Regions from separate parts of the Homo sapiens genome. Here region 2 is linked to region 1. Evidence: read pairs that join two places in POLR2A ChIA-PET (ENCODE). Cell type or tissue: OCI-LY7. All regions are shown on one strand. Links, peaks and the distances in the headings refer to the core of each region. The heading gives the core; the rest is flanking DNA.

The links. Peaks named below come from ENCODE experiments on the same cell type or tissue, not always from the same donor. Only the 100,000 strongest peaks of a DNase experiment are listed, where the experiment ranks them.
Region 2: POLR2A ChIA-PET joins it to region 1 with 16 read pairs; 2 of 35 experiments call an interaction of 5 or more read pairs at or near these places.

Annotation. Positions count from the first base shown.
Region 1 is chr9:113,294,088-113,303,379 of GRCh38, forward strand. It overlaps RNF183 (ring finger protein 183), which reads right to left and starts at 9,289. Exons shown (of 5, transcript NM_001371237.1): 1 at 8,969-9,289; 2 at 8,108-8,226; 3 at 7,585-7,664; 4 at 5,485-5,688; 5 at 3,006-4,134. The coding sequence starts at 4,097. The coding sequence ends at 3,519. In OCI-LY7, for the core only: no CTCF peak of the experiment used is centred there; a DNase peak (open chromatin) is centred at 5,094.
Region 2 is chr9:112,198,423-112,207,714 of GRCh38, forward strand. No RefSeq gene overlaps it. Among named protein-coding and RNA genes, the nearest start is that of SUSD1, 28 kb to the left of the region's middle. In OCI-LY7, for the core only: no CTCF peak of the experiment used is centred there; no DNase peak of the experiment used is centred there.

The sequences.
Region 1 (9,292 bases), core at 697-8,696:
TCATCCAAGCCTTTGACAGAACAAATACCTTGTGGGCTATTTCTTCACAGGAATTAAAACATCATTGTAAGAAAGTGGTTAAGAAGCACAAAGCCAGGTGTGGCATTTGTGAAAATGGCAAGATAAACAGCCACCGTTTCACAGAACACTTAGTCCCTACCTAGATGGTATACCAGGCACATTCAGATACCTTGTTTAATCCCCACAATCTTTTGAGTTTATTATTCCCTTTTTATGGACAAAACAGGCTCCAAAAACACTTGCTCAAGTTTAGCCAGCTAGCAAGTGATGGAGCTTGAATTTGAACTGTCATCTGACCATTGATGACCTTATGAAGGTTTCACAGGTTCCCCACACTGGCCAGACAAAAGGACCGGTACAGCCAGCATGGCCTGTTTCCTGTACGAAGTCTGAGCTTTTTAAGGACTCTCCACTTTGTATAATGCCCCCCACCCTTTTTTTTTTTTTTTTTTTTAAGAGATGGGATCTCAGCCGGGCGCAGTGGCTCACGCCTGTAATCCCAACACTTTGGTCAGGAGTTTGAGACCAGCCTGGCCAACATGGTGAAACCCCATCTCTACTAAATATACCAGAAATTAGTTGGGCGTAGTGGCAGGCACCTGTAATCCTAGCTACTCGGGAGGCTGAGACAGGAGAATCGCTTGAACCCGGGAGGGGGAGGTTGCACTTAGCCGGGATCGTGCCGTTGCACTCCAGCCTGGGTGACAAGAGTGAAACTCCATCTCAAAAAAAGATGAGATGAACTCCTAGGTTCAAATGATCATCCTGCTTCAGCCTCCTGAGTAACTGAGATACAGGCACGGGCCACCGTGCCCAGCTTGTATACTGCACTTTTGACAAGTCACTTCCATCTCTGAGCTCATGCCCATGTTAAAGTAACTCTCGCACATCCTGAACGGATGAGGAGCCTATTGTCAACAAGATAGCTATTTGCATTTTTGGTTAGATGATCTTTCATCCTGTGGAACTGGCAACATAAGCATTGCAGCAGGTGTTAGTATCCCAGACCTCTGAGCCCTAAATGTCAGCAGTGCAATTCACCCCCTCCACTGACTACAAAAGATGCTCCCATGCATTTCCAGATACATTCGAAGAGGATGGGACTGCCCCAAGCTAGAGCTACCGAATATGAAAACAGGAGACACCATGATGTTCAGGCAGCCCTCCCTCTCCATCAGCGGGTTCTAGGATTCAACCAACCATAGGTCGAAAATACACTACTGACCATATACAGACTTTTTTTCTTGTTATTATCCCCTACACAATACAGTATAGCAACTTCACATCGCATTTATATTGTATTAGGTATTGTAAGTAATCAACAGATGAATTAAAGTATAGAGGAGGATGTGTGTAGGTTATATGCAAACACTACATCATTTTATATCAGGGGCTTGAGCATCCTCGGATTCAGGTATCTTCAGGAGGTCCTGGGACCATTTCCCCCTGAATATCAAGGGATGACTGTATATCCTCACCTATCGGAAAAACCCTCAAACTTACATCTTGTCTTATTTGGGTGGTGTATCAACCACTCCAAGGATCTAAGTTCTTTTTTGACTGAAAAGACTCTACCACCTACTAGCTGGGTGGCCTTGAACAAGGTGGAGCCTCAGTTCCATCTGTAAACTGGGGATTAAGCTTGCTGAGGTTAGTAGGCCTAGTGCAGAGGCCAGTGTTCCTTCCTGGGCTTTTCTCAGTTTCTCCTGTCCTGAGCTGCCCTCGCCTGTCCGCTTAGCTCAGAGGACATGGTGAGATTATTGCCTAACTTATCTGCCACAAGTTTAAGGAGCAACACTGTGTAAAGAAATGAAGTCAATGGGGAAAGGTGGAGTCCCAGCTTTAGTGTAATTATCTTTGATGGCACAAATGGAGAGATAGTTGCTAGTCCCCTAAAGGAATATGTAGGCAGTTTTGCAACTTTGTAATGGAGACTTTTTCTTCATATTGGAGCTTAAACCGTTTGGTTTTTCTAAATGTGAAATATACGTATTGGATATTTTGGAGTATTTTGTACATTAAAACACCTGGGGGGAATCTAACATTATTTGGAGCAAATCAACCAACTCAAATTCTGGCCTCTGAACGCTTTTTCTGCTTATCAAAAAACCCCCAAAACCTCAAAATGTTATCCTTACATATTTGTGATGGTATCTTTTGTGTGTGATGGTATCGTTTTTTTTTTTTTCCTGAGACAGAGTTTCACTCTGCTGCCCAGGCTGGAGTGCAGTGGCGCAGTCTTGGCTCACTGCAACCTCTGTCTCCTGGGTTCAAGCAATTCTTCTGCCTCAGCCTCCTCAGTAGCTGGGATTACAGGCACGCGTCACCACGCCCAGCTAATCTTTGCTGGGGATTACAGGCGTGAGCCACCGCGCCCAGGCTGTGATGGTATCTTAACCACTTTAAAATTGTTTCAGAGCCTTGAGCCACCAGGCAAGGTTAAAACTGGGGAAACAGAAATCAGAGTTTTAGACACTGCAAGGTTGCAACTTACCAAGCAACAGCCTGAGCCCCCAAATTCTGTCTGATTGGTTCCTGGATTCTATCATGTAAAGTGAAAGCTAGGGTTCCCCCGCTGCCTCCCATGGCCTGGGATGGGAGTTAAACTTTTGCCTGTGTCCAGCGTTTCCATCTTCTTGAAGCTGGAATTATGGAGCTTGGGGGAAGGGAATCAGAACTCTACCCCATGTCCATTCTAATCAGGGCCTCTGTATCTGCCGGGAGGAAGAAAGACCTATTCCTCCAAATCCCAGACTTCCCCTAGTCCACTGATCTAACATCGTTCACCTTTAGATTTCACCTAACACTCCATGAACTACATGCTGGCAAGAGGTGGTCTCATAAAAGCAGCAGCTGAATGAGCACACCCCTTCCTGCTAGTGAGGGCCATCTGCCACCCCTGGATAATCCTACTCTTCTCTTCCCTCAGTTCTGGCACTCAGCACCAGCCCAGTAAATGGTCGTGGAATGAATAAGTGAATGAATTAATGAATACAGAACACTTTTACTGCAACCAGTGGCAAGACATTCAAAGAGAAACAAACACACATTTACCCACAGAATTGAAGCTCACTTCCCAATTTTTTTTTTTTTTTTAGCAACCCATAGTAAAAGAGCAACTCAAAAAAATATGCACTGATTTTGAAGCAGCTCCAGTGAGAAATGCAACTTGCTATTTGGGCTAGTCAGGTTCCTGGATACCACTGTGCAGCCCTTTGGCACAACTTGCTGTGGAGCTCTGTGGTCAGAACCGCTTCTCTGCCCTTCCATGACGCCACACTCACACCCGGAGGTCGCTCCACATCTCCCAGTCCTTCAAGCTTTTCGTTTTTTTGTTTTTTTTTAAAATTGTTCCCAGAAGCAAACACATGGCCTGAACAATCCCTGGATTGTAAAATAAACAACACTACAAAGGAAGACAATACCAAATGAGGCTCCGTAGTCACCATACCCAGCAGCAACCGAAAAAGGTTTGGTTTCTTGTCTGGGAACAGCACTCACCCCACACCCCAAAGGAACTGCTTGGTCCAAAAGATGGAGAATATGAGCAACAGAGTGACACTGAGGATGACGGCCATCAGGTAGGCAAAGATGCGGAACTGAGGGTTGCGGAAACACTCCCTCAAAGAGTGGTGGCTGGGGATGAGGATGGGCGTAGACACGGTGGCAGAGGCCGTGTCTGGGGGCGGCCCAGTCTGGCCCCCAGGCTGGGGGCCAAGGTCCAGCGTGTAGACTTGAGGCTGGCGCAGGAAGTAGCGGCTCTTGGGCTGGTCCTTGAGGCACAGCTGATGGCCTTCCAGGATGACATGGTGGGGCTCCAGGCGGAGCAGGGCGAGCATGGCAGTGTCCGTGGGCAAGTCAGTGACAGGCTGCCCTGAGGCCAGCACTGTGGGCTGGCGACAGAGTGGGCACAGCAGGCGGCGCCGGGCTGGAGTCACAAGGCTGAGGTGGGCCAGACATTCCACGCAGAAGGAGTGGCAGCAATCCAGCATTTTGGGGGTATGGAACGTGTTGTTGAAGGGGTTCCAGCAGACGGGGCACTCAGCCTCAAGCTCCCGGCCCTGCTGCTCAGCCATCCTCAGCCACACACGGGGAGGCTTCGCGGGAGACGTCCTGGCAGAAGGGGGAAAGGAGCAAAGGAACAGCCATGAAGTCCCATCCTTGTGCTTGGCCTGGGGCAAAGTGTTCTGTGGGTGTTGAAAGGTGTAATCACCACGTTTTACTTAGGTTCAAAAGCGTTTTGTTCTTGATCACCAGTTCCTAACCCATCGAGTTGAGTCAAATGCTCCTACAGCCTCCCCTCTGTCAAGGTGAAGGCCTGGGCCACCCCTACCAAGAGCCCCCAAGAGAGCCGGCATTGGAGCAGATGTCGCCCTGGGCTTTGGAGCTGGACGCAAATGCTCCTTATGGTCATTGTCTGTGCCCTTGGCTGCCCTGAATCCAGGGAGCTGGGGGTAAGCTGCAGTCTGCGGGTTTTGCTACAGGACAAATGTTTCCTTCCCTGCTACCTCAAATCCCTGACTAGCGCAGAGATGGGTTTTGTGAATTCCCTGGTCTGTCCCTCCTATGGGGACAAATGCCAGCCCTCTTTCCCTCCTCCCCTTGAGCTAGAGGGCCAACCCTCCACATCCTACTCACCCAGTCCTTGGCCTGGCAAGGAAGCCCCTGGAAAGGCCTTTCTCCTTACCTGGAAGCCTTGCAGAAGCTTCCCTGCCCCAGTCCCCAGATCAGCCCTTCCAGAGCCTCTTCCCCTTCCAGAGCCTCTTCCCCTTCCAGAGCCTCTTCCCCATCCTCTGCCTACCCTGGCTCCTCCTCCCTCCCTTTGTCCTGGGAAACCTTCAGGGCACGCACCTGGGCTTCTGTGGGCTCCAGGGTGGTCAGGCAGACTACTCTGGAGGGCCTGAGGCTCCAGTTGCTCCCTCCCCTGAATCGGCAAAGCTTTGGGAGACTGCCTTCTTGCCACCAACCCAGGGGCCTGTCTCCATGGCAGCATGCACGCAGCACCTGGGGCTGCCAGGTGGCCCAGTCGGCAGCCTCTTGAGCACACCTGCTTGGAGCCAAGGCCAGAGAGCTTCCTGGGGGGTGGGGTGGGGAGGAAGATGGGGGACCTGAGTTCCCCCCAGGGCATGGCAACTAATTGAACCTGGAAGCCAAGCACCTGTGAGATTGTGGGCAGTCCCTTCAACACCTGGAGTCCCTGGTCTGGAAAGGTAGGGTGGCAATTTCGTCTTTGTAGATGTGAAGAGGGTAACTGAGTCTTCTGGGCTTCCTCTCTCTGGGGCCCTCATTTCTCTTCGAAAGTGGCTGGAACCTCCTCCTTGCACAAAGGGGCTGCCTGCTCAGCACTTTGGTTGCTGTGAAAGTCACCTACTTCGAAGCTTAAGAGCTCCGACTATCAGATTCAGTCCAGTCACCCGCTGATCTTTTAATGTGCCTAAGTAACTGCAATCAGCGTGTACAAACCTCGCTGCCTTCTGCTTTGTTCTTAGCACACAGCTGGTCAGCCTTCTGAGATCTTAGAGCTGGCCATCCCACCAACCTTAGGGAGTTAAAGCGGGGAGTTGGAGGGAGGCGCACTCCAGCCCAGCTTCTCCGTTTCAACCAGAAATACTTGGCTTTTCTCTGTTTCTCATATGGGTCATTCGAATAATTTGAAGAGTTGATCTGCTGGGGAAAAGAAAAAGTTTAAAAACCAATTCTCCATCTGAACTACTCACTTTGCAGATGAGAGACAAGAAGTGACTCACCCAAAGTCACCCAGCTAGTTAATGGTGACATGGGACCCATGTCTTCAGACTCATGGTTTTCGTAAAGACAGAAGGCTGCATCCATGCCGTCCCCCTACTCAGTGCGTGTTACTAGCTAGATAATAAGTGTTTGCATGTGATCAGGAATCCTTCACGGCCAGAAGACTCATGGTAGAAATCCAGGAACTGTGGAAGAGGGGATCTGGGGGAAGGGAGTCTCCCTAGAGCCCCTGATATGACATCATCTACCCCGACTGAGCCGATGTCTGAAGCAAAACCTGCTTATACTCTCGGACCTGTGGCTTCCTGGTTTTCTTCTAGACCTCTGGCACTGCTCCAAACAGGGAAGGAGGAAATGAAGATATGCAGAGGGAGATGGAGCCCTAAGCGAAACTAGGGTAGTTTAGCAGGGCTCTGCACCAGTGCTTTATTCTGCAGTCCATTCATCCACTCGGACATTATTGAGTGCTTACTCTAGCCCAGGTGCTGTGCAAGGTATTATGGTGAACAAAATAGACATTGTCTTTGACCTCATGACATTTAGAGTGTAGTGAGGCAAAAAGACATTTAATGAATAATGGGCAATAAATAAATACACAATTTTAATGGTTGTTAATAAAGGGCAAAAAGGAAAATGGGCTTCGGGTGCTTGGTGGCTGCTCCCAATGAGACCACCAGAGAAGGTTTCTGCAAAGAGATGACAGAAGAGCTGAGACCAAAGTATATAGGAATCCAGCCACGCACAGTGGAGGAAGAGCGTTGCAGGCCCAGGGAACAGCATGTGTGGCCCCGAGGTGAGAAAAGCTCTTCCAATTTGAGAAAGTGAAAGGAGCCCAGGGTGATCAAGGTGTGGTGACCGGAGTAGGCAAGGTGGGAGGGTATAGTACTCGGGACCTGTGAACTCAGGAGCTCATCTGGATTTTATTCCAGGGGTGAGCGGTAGGGTAAGGTACCTGATCCTATTTCCATTTTTAAAACACCATTCTAGCTGCAGAGCAGAGGACAGGCTGAGAGGGATAAGATCGGGAAGGGAACACCCGTTCGGGCTGCAGCAGTGTGGCTCAGGCGTGTGATGGTGGTGCAGGTTAGGCAGTGGCAGAGGAGATAAAAGGGGATGGGATAAGTGATATCTTTGGGGACAGAATCAAAGCCACTTCCCAAGAAGCAGTGGAGTTCTAGGGATCCAGTTGTAGTTTCTGTCAAGGTTCATGATGCCAGATCCATGGCTATTTAGGGCTGTGATTCCAGTTGAATTGCTTGACCTCTCTGTGCCTCTATTTCTCCTTGTGCAAAGGAAGCCAAAACTAGTAAAGCTTTTAGTTAGAGCCCAGCACCCAGTAAAGACCACAAAGCAATGCATGACCTAAAAATGGGACTATGTTCTCAGAAACACATCGTTGTATGAACAGCACAGAGAGTATTTACACAAACCTAGATGGTAGAGCCTGCTACATGCCTAGGCTATACGGTCTAGCCTGTTGCTCCTAGGCTACAAACCCATACAGCTTATTATGTTCTGAACACTGTAGGCAATTGTAACACAATGATAATTGCGTGTGTCTTTCAACATAAACTTAGAAAAGGCAAGGTAAATATATGGTATTATAATCTTAGGTGGCCACCATCACATATGTAATTCACTGTTGATCAAAACATTGTTATGGATATATGAGGCAGTTGAAATTATTAATGCAAATGGATTTGAGAGAAAGGAAGGGTCAAGGTTGATTTCAAAGCCGTGACAAAGTCCTCTGCATCAAGCTTTGAGAAGCCCCTGAATCCCAGAGTGTGTTAGAAGCAGATCTTTAATACTTACCAGAGGCCGTAAACTGTATGTAACCTTGACTCATCATTTCCCCCACTGGGAATCGATTCCACGGAAACCATCAAGGACTTCTGCAAAGATGTGAGTAAAGAGATGCCCATCCAGGCGCTGGTTTAACGGTGACGTATGGAGAACTACGTCATCATCCAGTAATAGGACATTGATTAAGTAGATTCTGCTCCATCCATAGGAAGAGATATTATGCAGCCTTTAATATGATGTGGTAAAACTATTAATATGGATATATACCTAGGATATAATGTCATTAAGCGAAAAAGAACCAGCAACAAAACCATATTACCATATAATCCAATTTCCAAAAGTGTGTGTGCAATGGAAAAAATGTCTGGAGAGATAAACAACCAGATATTAGCAGTGGTTATCTCTGGGGGCAAGATTATAAGTTTTTTTTTTTTTTTTAATTCTCTTACCTGAAAATTCTAACTTTACTCCATCCAGTAAGCTTGTATTACTACACGTCAAGATCTCCTGTTTCCCCCCAAATCAGACCTACCTTCTCTGAAGTTCCATGGCCAGAACTGTAAAAGGCTGTCCAAGAGGAGGAAGCATCATTATTGCCTGGATCTTTATCTGTGCTGCTCTCCCAGGGATCCACTGCTGTTTCAGGATCAGCTGGGGAGAGATTCTGGCCATGTATCACCTCCACCCCAAGCCAGGACATCTCAGCTACAGTAAATCCTAAACACCGCCCCAAAGTCATCTCCTTGGTCTATGAACAAGTCATCGCCAAATATCAATTGTCCCCAGCATCACTCCATTGTTTTCAACCAAGAACTGGCATTTCCATAGCACTTCACAGTTTACAAAGGGCCCTGGCCCTTGCTAAGATCTAAGTGTGGTGATCCATCTAGATAGGTTACTAGCCTTTTGGGATTTTTTGTTGTTGTTTGCAGAAAGCCATTTGATACTCTAAAACCACCCTGTGAGAGAGGCTGAATGGGGAGTAGAAAGGTGCCGGCTTTGGAACCAGATTTGGAACAATTTGTCTTGGACAAATGGCTTAACCTCTCTGAACTTCATTTTCCTCTGTAAAAAAGGCTAATCATCCCACTCCTACAAGGTTGCTCTGGGGAAGGAATAGTCTATACGGTGCCCAGTAGAATACGGAAGGCGCTCAATACAGAGTTAGCATGATTATTTTTAGACCCATTTTCTAGATGGGGAAGCCAAGGCTCAGAAGGGTGAGGCAACTTGCCGAAGTCTTCCCAGCTAAAGAGTGGCTGAGTTTGAAAGATGAACCCAGTAGCCTGCCCTCCCAGGCCAGAGTTCACCTGTCGCGCGCTGCACGGCTGCTGCCTCTCTGGACTCTGGAGCCCTGTGACCCGTCCCTCCGCGACCCTCTCTGTCTCCTTACCTGCTCCCTCGGAGCCGCCTCCTCCGCCTCCGTTCGTGCAGCCCTGCACGCATGTGCTTTGTTTTCTGACTTCCCAGGCCCGATTTCCAGGTAGCGTGGGTGGGTCTTATTTGCATAGGTCTTAGCAGCGTTTGGCCAGCTCTCGCTGTTTCAGGTTTTCTTCTTCCTTCTGGTGACTTTGGACCTCCTGTACACCCTGGAAGCTTTGGTTGCTTTGTCTTTCTCCTGTGAGTCACTCTGGCTTTTTCTCTGAGGGGATCAAGTGCGCTCATCCTTGCAGGCCTCTGTTCTGGGTCCGATTGATCTCCTGCCATCCCCTCGGAT
Region 2 (9,292 bases), core at 460-8,459, 1.1 Mb before region 1:
AGTCTGGCTTCAGAAATCATGCTCTTGACCACTGCACTTTTCTGTCTTCCTCCAGTGGTTTAAAGCAGCACTTTCCAATAGACATATAAGGTCAGGCACAAATTTGAGAGTCATATAGACTTTTAAATTTTCTAGCAGCCACCTTTTTTAAAACAGGTGGAATTATTTTTAATAATACATTTTACTTAACCCAATATACTAAAGCATTGTCATTCCAGTGTGTAATCAATAGGAAAGGTTATTACCGATATATTTCACATTCTTTCTTTCGTACTAAGTCTTGGAACTCAGTGTTTATTTTACACTTACAGCACATCCGAATTTGGAGCAGCCACATTTCAAGTGCTCAGTAAGCCGTGTTAGACAAACCTATTAGACAGCACAGGTTAAAGCTCTTTTATGGCTCTCTACTGTGTACAAGATAGAGACTTGACACTTCCTGAACTGCCTGCCCTTTAAGGCCTGCCCTGATGTGGCTCCACCCCTGTTTTGGGCTTCATCTCATGTCATTCCTAGCATCACACTTTATGCTCCTTCAACTGGCAATACTTCAATGTGAGTCCTCTGCTCACACCACACTGTTTTTTTTTGTTTTGTTTTTTTTTTTTTAGACTGAGTCTTGCCCTATCATCCAGGCTGGAGTGCAGTGGTGGGATCTTGGCTTACTGCAACTTCTGCCTCCTGGGTTCAAGCGATTCTCCTGTCTCAGCCTCCCGAGTAGCTGGGATTACAGGAATGTGCCACCATGCCCGGCTAATTTTTGTATTTTTAGTAGAGACGGGGTTTCACCATGTTGCCCAGGCTGGTGTCGAACTCCTGACCTCAAGTGATCTGCCCACCTTGGCCTCCAAAGTGCTGGGATTATAGGCATGAGCCACTGTGCCTGGCCACCACGCTGCTTTTCATCTTGGCATTTTTGCTCATGATTTTCCCATTGTCTGAATGTCCTCCCTCTCATTCATCCAGCCTACTCCTACTTATTCTATGACACCCACTCAGGTTTCCCCTCCTCCAGGAAGCCTTCCTGATACCCCACACTGAAGTGGATACCCCTCCTATATATGCCCGTAACGCTTCATCCTAATCCACCCTGACATGGAGCTCATTTTATTATAACTATTTGTATATGTGTCCCTCCCTGATTAGACTGTGCACTCAAGAGCAGAGGATGTGCTTTGTTAATCTGTGCCCAGCACAGAATCTAACACATAACAGGCACCAGTAAATGTGTGTGCAATTAAACTGAACTCAACATACATGCTTTGGTATCCAGGATTGCTCGTCCAGGTAAAGCAGGTTCCTGAAATCGTGAGGACACTAGGCACAGGCCTCATGGAGGGGAAACATGGGTGCTACCAAGAAGTGAATTGTTTTGGTGTGTGTGTATATAGTGCCTGTATTGTCTCTATTAGACTCTTAAAATAAAAATACAATCTAAGTAAAAGCAATGAATGTTCTATGCAAAACCAGCATCAAAAGCTGTCTCTCCAAACCAGCGACACAACCTGTTGATAAGATAAGCTGAGTGTACTGCCCACTACAAATAGTTATAATAAAATGAGCTCCATGTTAGGATGGATTAGGATGAAGCTTTATGGGCATATGTGGGAGGCTTATCCACTTCAATGTGGGGTATCGAGAAGGCTTCCTAGAGGAGAGGAGACCTGAGCAGGTGTCATAGAATGAGTAGGAGGCAGTTGGATGAATGAGAAGAAGGACATTCAGACAATGAGAAAATCATGAGCGAAGAAGCCAAAATGAAAAGCAGCGTGGTGGCTGGGTGCTGTGGCACATGCCTGTGATCCCAGCACTTTGGGAGGCCGAGTTGGGCGGATCACGAGGTCAGGAGATTGAGACAATCCTGGCTAACACAGTGAAACCCCATCTCTACTAAAAATACAAAAAAAATTAGCCCGGCGTGGTGGCGGGCACCTGTAGTCCCAGCTACTTGGGAGGCTGAGGCAGGAGAATGGCATGAACCCGGGAGGTGGAGCTTGCAGTGAGCCGAGATCTTGTCACTGCACTCCAGCCTGGGTGACAGACTGAGACTCTGTCTCAGTAAAAAAAAAAAAAAAAAAAAAAAAAAGAAAAGCAGTGTGGTGTGATCAGAAGGCTTGCATTAAAGTACTGCCAGTTGAAGGAACATAAGAGTGTGATTCTGGGAATGACATGGAAAACCTACATACATTCCCAGCCTCCCCTGCAGCTGGCCATATAACACAGTCCTGGCCCATGAGCTGTAAGGAGGATCTTACACTTACATGGGGAGATGGGCAGACACAGCTGGCAGGGCCCTTTCCCCCTCTTTTTTGTCTAGAATGTGCATGAAATGCCAGAGCTGGGGCAGCCATCTGCAATCACGAGGGGACACGCCAAATGCTAAGGATAGTGAGGTGGTCAAATCCAAGAAAGCTAGCTCTTTGTTAGTACTGTGGAGCTGCCACACCCACTCTGGTCTTGCTACCAGGAAAATTTACGTAAATACAAATCTCTTTATTGCTTAAGCCACTGTTATTGGGTGTTGGTGACTTGCAGTGAGAAGCACTTCTGATTCACTGCTTCTATTTGCAGATTTTGTAGCCACTACTTCAGGCAGAAATGGAGATGGAAAAGCCATCCAAACTGAATAAGCCTAGGCAACAGTCGTCGCAAGGGAGCTGAATGTCTTGGTGTCACTACATAATTAGAATCATCAGATAAAAACGTGGGCTGGGAGGTGGCATTTACATTGGGAGAATCTCTGAAGCTTTGAGGACAGTGGGGGGTGGGCAAAAAAAGAAGAATATTTCTGAGTTTAGAATCATCTACATACAAGTTAGCTCTGGGTAACAGAAACGTTTGCCACTAAAGCAAAACCAAACCAATCTGATGGTTGTGGTCCTAGCCATGGGGTCTGCCTAGATCCCCCAGGGCTCCCAGATTCTAGGCCATGAAGATGATTTCAACCATTAGGATCTACTCTTTAACAGACAAAACTATCCAGGCCTTAACATCCAACAGTAGTCCAGGAAGGGAATTGGTAACAAGGCCTGGGCTAGGTGGATAGAAGACAGATCTGCATATTTGTAAATTCAGAGTCATTTATAAATTAAAAATTTGTAAAAAACAAAGAGGAGGCATCTATTTTCCCCAGAATATCCAGGGTTTTCTGGGCTTCATGGGCCATGGCCATTGCCCCTTCCTCATTCCATTGCCTCAAGTGCCCCATTTATGAATCCAACAAAAGACAGTTACTTTATTTTTTGTTATAAAAGTTATACATGGCTGGGCACAGTGGCTCAAGCCTACAATCCCAGCACTTTGGGAGTCCAAGCAGGCAGATTGCTTGAGCCCAGGAGTTGGAGACCAGCCTAGGCAACAAAGTGAGACCCTGACTCTACAAAAAAATGCAAAAATTAGCTGGGCATGGAGGTGTGCGACTATAGTCCCAGCTCCTCCTGGGACTGAGATGGGAGGATCACTTGAGCCTGGGAGGTTAAGACTGCAGTGGGCTGAGATTGTGCCACTATACACCAGCCTGGGCAAAAGAGTGAGACCCTGTTTCAAAAAAAAAATTATGTTATGGAAAAAATTGGAAAATGCAGGAAAGCACAAAAAAAAATCCATCATCTCACCATTCAGAGATAGCCGTTGTTAACATTCTCAAAAACATCTTCAAATCATTTAGGATGCTTCCAATTGTAAATAAATGGAAAACCCAACCCAAAATGGTTCAAACAATGGAACATTTTATTATATCATATTACAAAGAGTCAGTGATGGGCCATTCCAGGATTGGTTAATTCAGTAGTTCACCAAAGTCATCAAGGATCCGTCTTTCCATCTCCCTTCTCTGCCACCCTCAAGGTTTAAGACAGCTGTTGCAGTTCCAGACATTATATCAAGATGCAGTATTCACAGAAAGAGGACTGTTCATTTCTTTACCAGAAGATTCTCCCATATATCATGTGTCTACATCTAAACCAATCACTACTAAGGGGAAATTGACCTACAACATTTGGATTAGACTAATCAAATTTACCTTCTGAGTTAGGCATAGAGTCAACTTCTATGAGCATATGGCTGAGCCAAGGATAAGCATTCTGCCAGCAAGAGAGGACATAATATGGGTGTGGGATTGGAGATGGGAGAGGAATATTCAGGCAGTAACCAATAATGTCTATGATCTTTTTAGTCTATTTTTTATACTTATACACATACCTAGAAAAAGTTTAAATATAAAACCATGTATATACTGATGATGTTTTTTCAAGTAGCAATACACATGGCAAATATTTCTCCATTTCAAGAAATATTTTTCTATAACTTTTTTTTTTTTTTCTAGACAGGGTCTCACTCTGTTATCTAGGCTGGAGTGCAGTGGTGTAATCTCAGCTCACTGCACGCTCGACCTCCCAGGCTCAAGCAATCCTCCTACCTCAGCCTCCCAAGTAGCTGGGACTACAGGTGCGTGCCACCATGCCTGACTAATTTCGTGTATTTTTTGTAGAGAAGGGGTTTTGCCATGTTCTCCAGGCTGTTCTCAAACTCCTGGGCTCAAGCAATCCTCCCGCCCTGGCCTCCCATAGTGCTGGGATTACAGGCATGAACCACTGCACCCCGCCATCTTTTTTTTTTCTACTTTTATTTTAGATTCAGGGATACATGATACATATGAAGGTTTGTTATAACGGTATATTGCATGATGCTGAGGTTTGGGGTGCGATTGAACCTGTCACTGAGGTAGTGAGCATGGTACCCAATAGACAGTTTTTCAATTCTTCCCTCTTTGTTTCTCATAATTCCCAGTGTCTACTGTTCCCATCTTTATGTCCATTAGTACCTAATATTTAGCTCCCACTTATAAGTGAGAACATGCTGTATTTAGTTTTCTTCTGTGTTAATTCACTTAGGATAATGGCTTCCAGTTGCATCCATTTTACCGCAGAGGACATGATTTCATTTTTATGGATGTGTAGTGTTCCATGGTGTATATATTCCATATCTTCTTTATCCAATCCACAGTTAATGAACACCTAGGTTGATTCCATGATTTTTCTATTGTGTATAGTGCTGTGATGAACATGAGTGCCTGTGTCTTTTTGGTAGAACAATTTATTTTCCTTTGGATATATACCAAATAATGGGATTGCTGGGTCAAATGGTAGTTCTACTTTCAGTTCTTTGAGAAACCTCCAAACTGCTCTCCACAGTGGCTAATTTACCTTCCCACCAACAGTGTATAAGTGTTCCCTTTTCTCTGAAGCCTCACCAGCGTCTGTTATTTTTTGACTTTTTAATAGCCATTCTGACTCGTGTGAGATGGAATCTCATTGTGGTTTTGATTTGCATTCCTCTGATGATTAGTGATGTTGAGCATTTTTTCAAGTGTTTGTTGGATACTTCTATGTCTTTTAAGAAGTGTCTGTTCATGCCCTTCACCCACTTTTTAATGGGGTTTTTTGCTTGTTGAATTTTTAAATTTCCTAATAGATACTAGATATTACATATTTGTCAGATGGATAGTTTGCAAATATTTTCCCTCATTCTGTAAGTTGTCTGTTCACTCTTGATAGTTTCTTTTGCTGTGCAGAAGCTCTTTTAATTAGGTTCCCACTTGTCAATTTTTGTTTTTGTTGCAATTGCTTTTCAGCTTGATATCCAAAAGGGTGTTTCCTAGGTTTTCTTCTAGAATTTTCTTTGCTTTAGGTCTTACATTTAAGCTTTTAATCCATCTGGAGTTAATTTTTGTATACGGTAATATATAGGGATCCAGTATCATTCTACTGCATATGGATCAACAGTTATCCTAGCACCATCTATTGAATAGGGAACCCTTTCCCCTGTTTATTTTTGTCAACTTTGTTGAAGATCCTTTGGTAGTAGGTGTGTGGCTTTATTTCTGGGTTCTCTATTCTGTGCCATTGGCCTATGTGTCTGTTTTTGTACCATACTTTTTGGTTACTGTAGCCTTGTGGTATAGTTTGAAGTTGACTAAAATGATGCCTTCAGCTTTGTTCTCTGGCTATTCAGGCTTTTTTAGGTTCCATATGAATTTTAGAATAGTTTTTTCTAATTCCGTGGAAAATGATATTGGTAGTTTGATAGGAATAGCACTGAATCTGTACATTGCTTTGGGTAGTATGGATATTTTAATGATATTGATTCTTCCAATCCATGCACAGAGTGTTTTTCCACCTGTTTCTGTCGTCTGTGCTTTCTTTCAGCAGTGGTTTTTGTTTTGATTTTTTTTTGAGATGGGGTCTTGCTCTGTCACCCAGGCTACAGTGCAGTGGTGAAATCTCAGGTCACTGCAAGCTCCGCCTCCTGAGTTCAAGTGATTCTCCTGCCTCAGCCTCCTGAGTAGCTGGGATTAAGGCGTGCACCACCATGGCCCGCTAATTTTTGTATTTTTAGTAGAGACAGGGTTTCGCCATGTTGGCCAGGCTGGTCTCGAACTCCTGGCCTCAAGCGATCCACCTGCCTCGGTCTCCCAAAGTGCTAGGATTATACGCATGAGGCACTGTGCCTGGCCAAGTGTTTTTTATTTAGTTCTCCTTTTAGAGATCTTTCATCTCCTTGGCTAGATGTATTCCTAGGTATTTGTGTGTGTGTGTGTGTGTGTGTGTGTGTGTGTGTGTGTGTGTGTGTGTATTGTAAATAAGATTGCATTCTTGATTTGGCTCTCAGCTTCAACTTATTGGTGTTTAGAAATGCTACTGATTTTTCATACATTGATTTTGTACCCTGAAACTTTACTGAAGTCATTTATCAGACTTAGGAGCCTTTTGGCAGAATCTTTAGGGTTTTCTAAGTATGGAATCACATTATCTGTGAAGAGAGATAACTTTTTCTTTTCCTATTTGGATGCCTTTTCTTTCTTTCTCTTCCCTGATTTTGCTTCTGGCTAGTACTATGTTGAATAGGAGGGGTAAGAGTGGGCATCCTTGTCTTGTTTCAGTTAAGGGGAATGCTTCCAGCTTTTGCCTGTTCAGTATGATGTTGGCTGTGGGTTTGTCATAGATGGCTCTTATTATTTTGAGGTATGTTCCTTTGATGTCTAGTTTTTTGAGGGTTTTTGTCATGAAGGGATTTATATTATTAGGCTTCTTAGCTTTCCATTACAAAGACGTAATTATTCAGTTTCTTATTGCTGGATGAAATAGTTGCTGGACATTTAAAGTCATTTCCAATTTTCCATTATTGATACCAATGTGGTGATGAACATTTTTTGGCTTTTGATATACAGTTGGCCCTTCACATGTGTGGGTTCCACATCTGTGGATTAAATTAACTGCAGATCAAAAGTATCTGGGAAAAAAAATGGATGGCTGCAACTGTACTGAACATATACACACTTTTTTCCCTTGTGATTATTCCCTAAATAATACAGTACAACTACTACTTACATAGCATTTACATTGTATTAGGTATTATACGTAGTCTAGAGATGATTTAAAGTATATGAGAGTGTGGCTAATCAGCACCAAGCCCAGACTCTGGGCATTCCTTCTAGATGAGGCCCATGTTGGTAGACTTGCAACAAACTCACCAGGGTGCTGAGCTAGGCTACTTTATAACCTCATTTTTTTCCTCTGGATGTTTGTGTGTTTATTGCTTTGATGTATGAACTGTTAAAGAGATCCATTTAAAAAAAATCTGTGCTTGGCCAGGCATGGTGGCTCACGCCTTTAATCTCACAACTTTGGGAGGCTGAGGGGGGCAGATCACTTGAGGTCAGGAGTTCAAGACCAGCCTGGCCAACATAGTGAAACCCCATCTCTACTAAAAACACACACACATACACACACAAAAATTAGCTGGGCCTGGTAGCACATGCCTGTAGTCCCAGCTACTTAGGAGGCTGAGGTACAAGAATCACTTGAACCCGGGAGGCAGAGGTTACAGTGAGCCGAGATTGCGCCACTGCACTCCAGCCTGGGTGACAGAGTGAGACCCTGTCTCGAAAAAAAAAAAAATCTGTGCTTTAAAAGGAAAACCACCTTAAATGGAATCCTTTCTATTACATTCTGATATGCTACTATTACATTCATAATTTTGGAAGGTGAGAGAAATAAAGTATATGGGAGGATGTACGTAAGGTATATGCAAACACCACACCATTTTATATGAGGAGCTTGAACATGTGTGGATTTTCATACCCCAGGGGGTTCTGGAATCAAGACCCCATGGATACCAAGGTATGACTGAATATTACCAAGCTGCTTTCCAAAAAAATAGTACCAGTTTATACTTCTATCAATGGAGTGTGGCAATGTTTAGTTCACTTAATCCTTATCAGCATTTAAAAATATACCTTTTTAATTCATTACTCATTAGACAGATGTCATCATTCTTGAAGAAAGCATGTGGTTGCTCTATAGGGAGAGGCATTATTGGAAATTCAGCTTTGGCCCACACATGCTTTCTGATTCTGAAGGCAAATGAGTTCAAATCAGAACTGTAAGCCCCAGGTCTCTTTTTAGTGGGTTCTCAGAAAAGTAGGGATGCTGTCCTCTCTTCCCTGACCCCACCTATATGGATATGCATATGCATATGACTACAGGTCAGAGAAGACTCCTGCTTCCCCTGGAAGCTGAACAGAGGGGTTGTACAAGGCTTATAATTTTTCTTCCACTCTTCTTCCGTGGTTTTGTTTTAATCTAAATCAAGTTACAGTTACCTTGGCAAGCCATTTCTTTTGATTGGGTGATTTAATCTATTTACATTTAATACTATTCTTGATATACCATCAATTCTCATTATTCACAATTCCTTATTTGTGAATTTTTCCTACTTGCTAGAAGTTTGTAATTCCTAAATCAACACTTAAGGTGTTTTCATGGTCATTTGCAACATGCACACAGTGGCAAAAATATTTGAATTGCTCAACATATGTGTTCCCAGCTGAGGCTGAACAAGGTGACACACAAACCTCTTGTATCAGCTCTCATACTGTAAACAAGCGTCCTTCTTGTGGTCTACTTAGTGCCAGGTTTTTTGTATTTTTCTTGGTGATTTCACAGTTTACAAGAGCCCCCAAGAGCAGTGCTGCAGTGCTGTTTAGTGTTCCAAAGTGCAAGAAGGCTGTGAGGTTACTTGCTTTTAGCCTGAACTTTAGTATTTCTTCTAAAGAAGGGCTGCCAACATTAAATTCTCTCAGTTTTATTTTTCTGGGGAAATCTTTATTTTATCTTCATTCTGAATCACAGCTTTGCTGGCAATACAATTCTTGGTTGACAGTTTCTTTCTCTGAGACTTTGAATGTCATCCCACTACCTTTTGGCCTCCATTGTTTCTGCTAAGTGAGCCA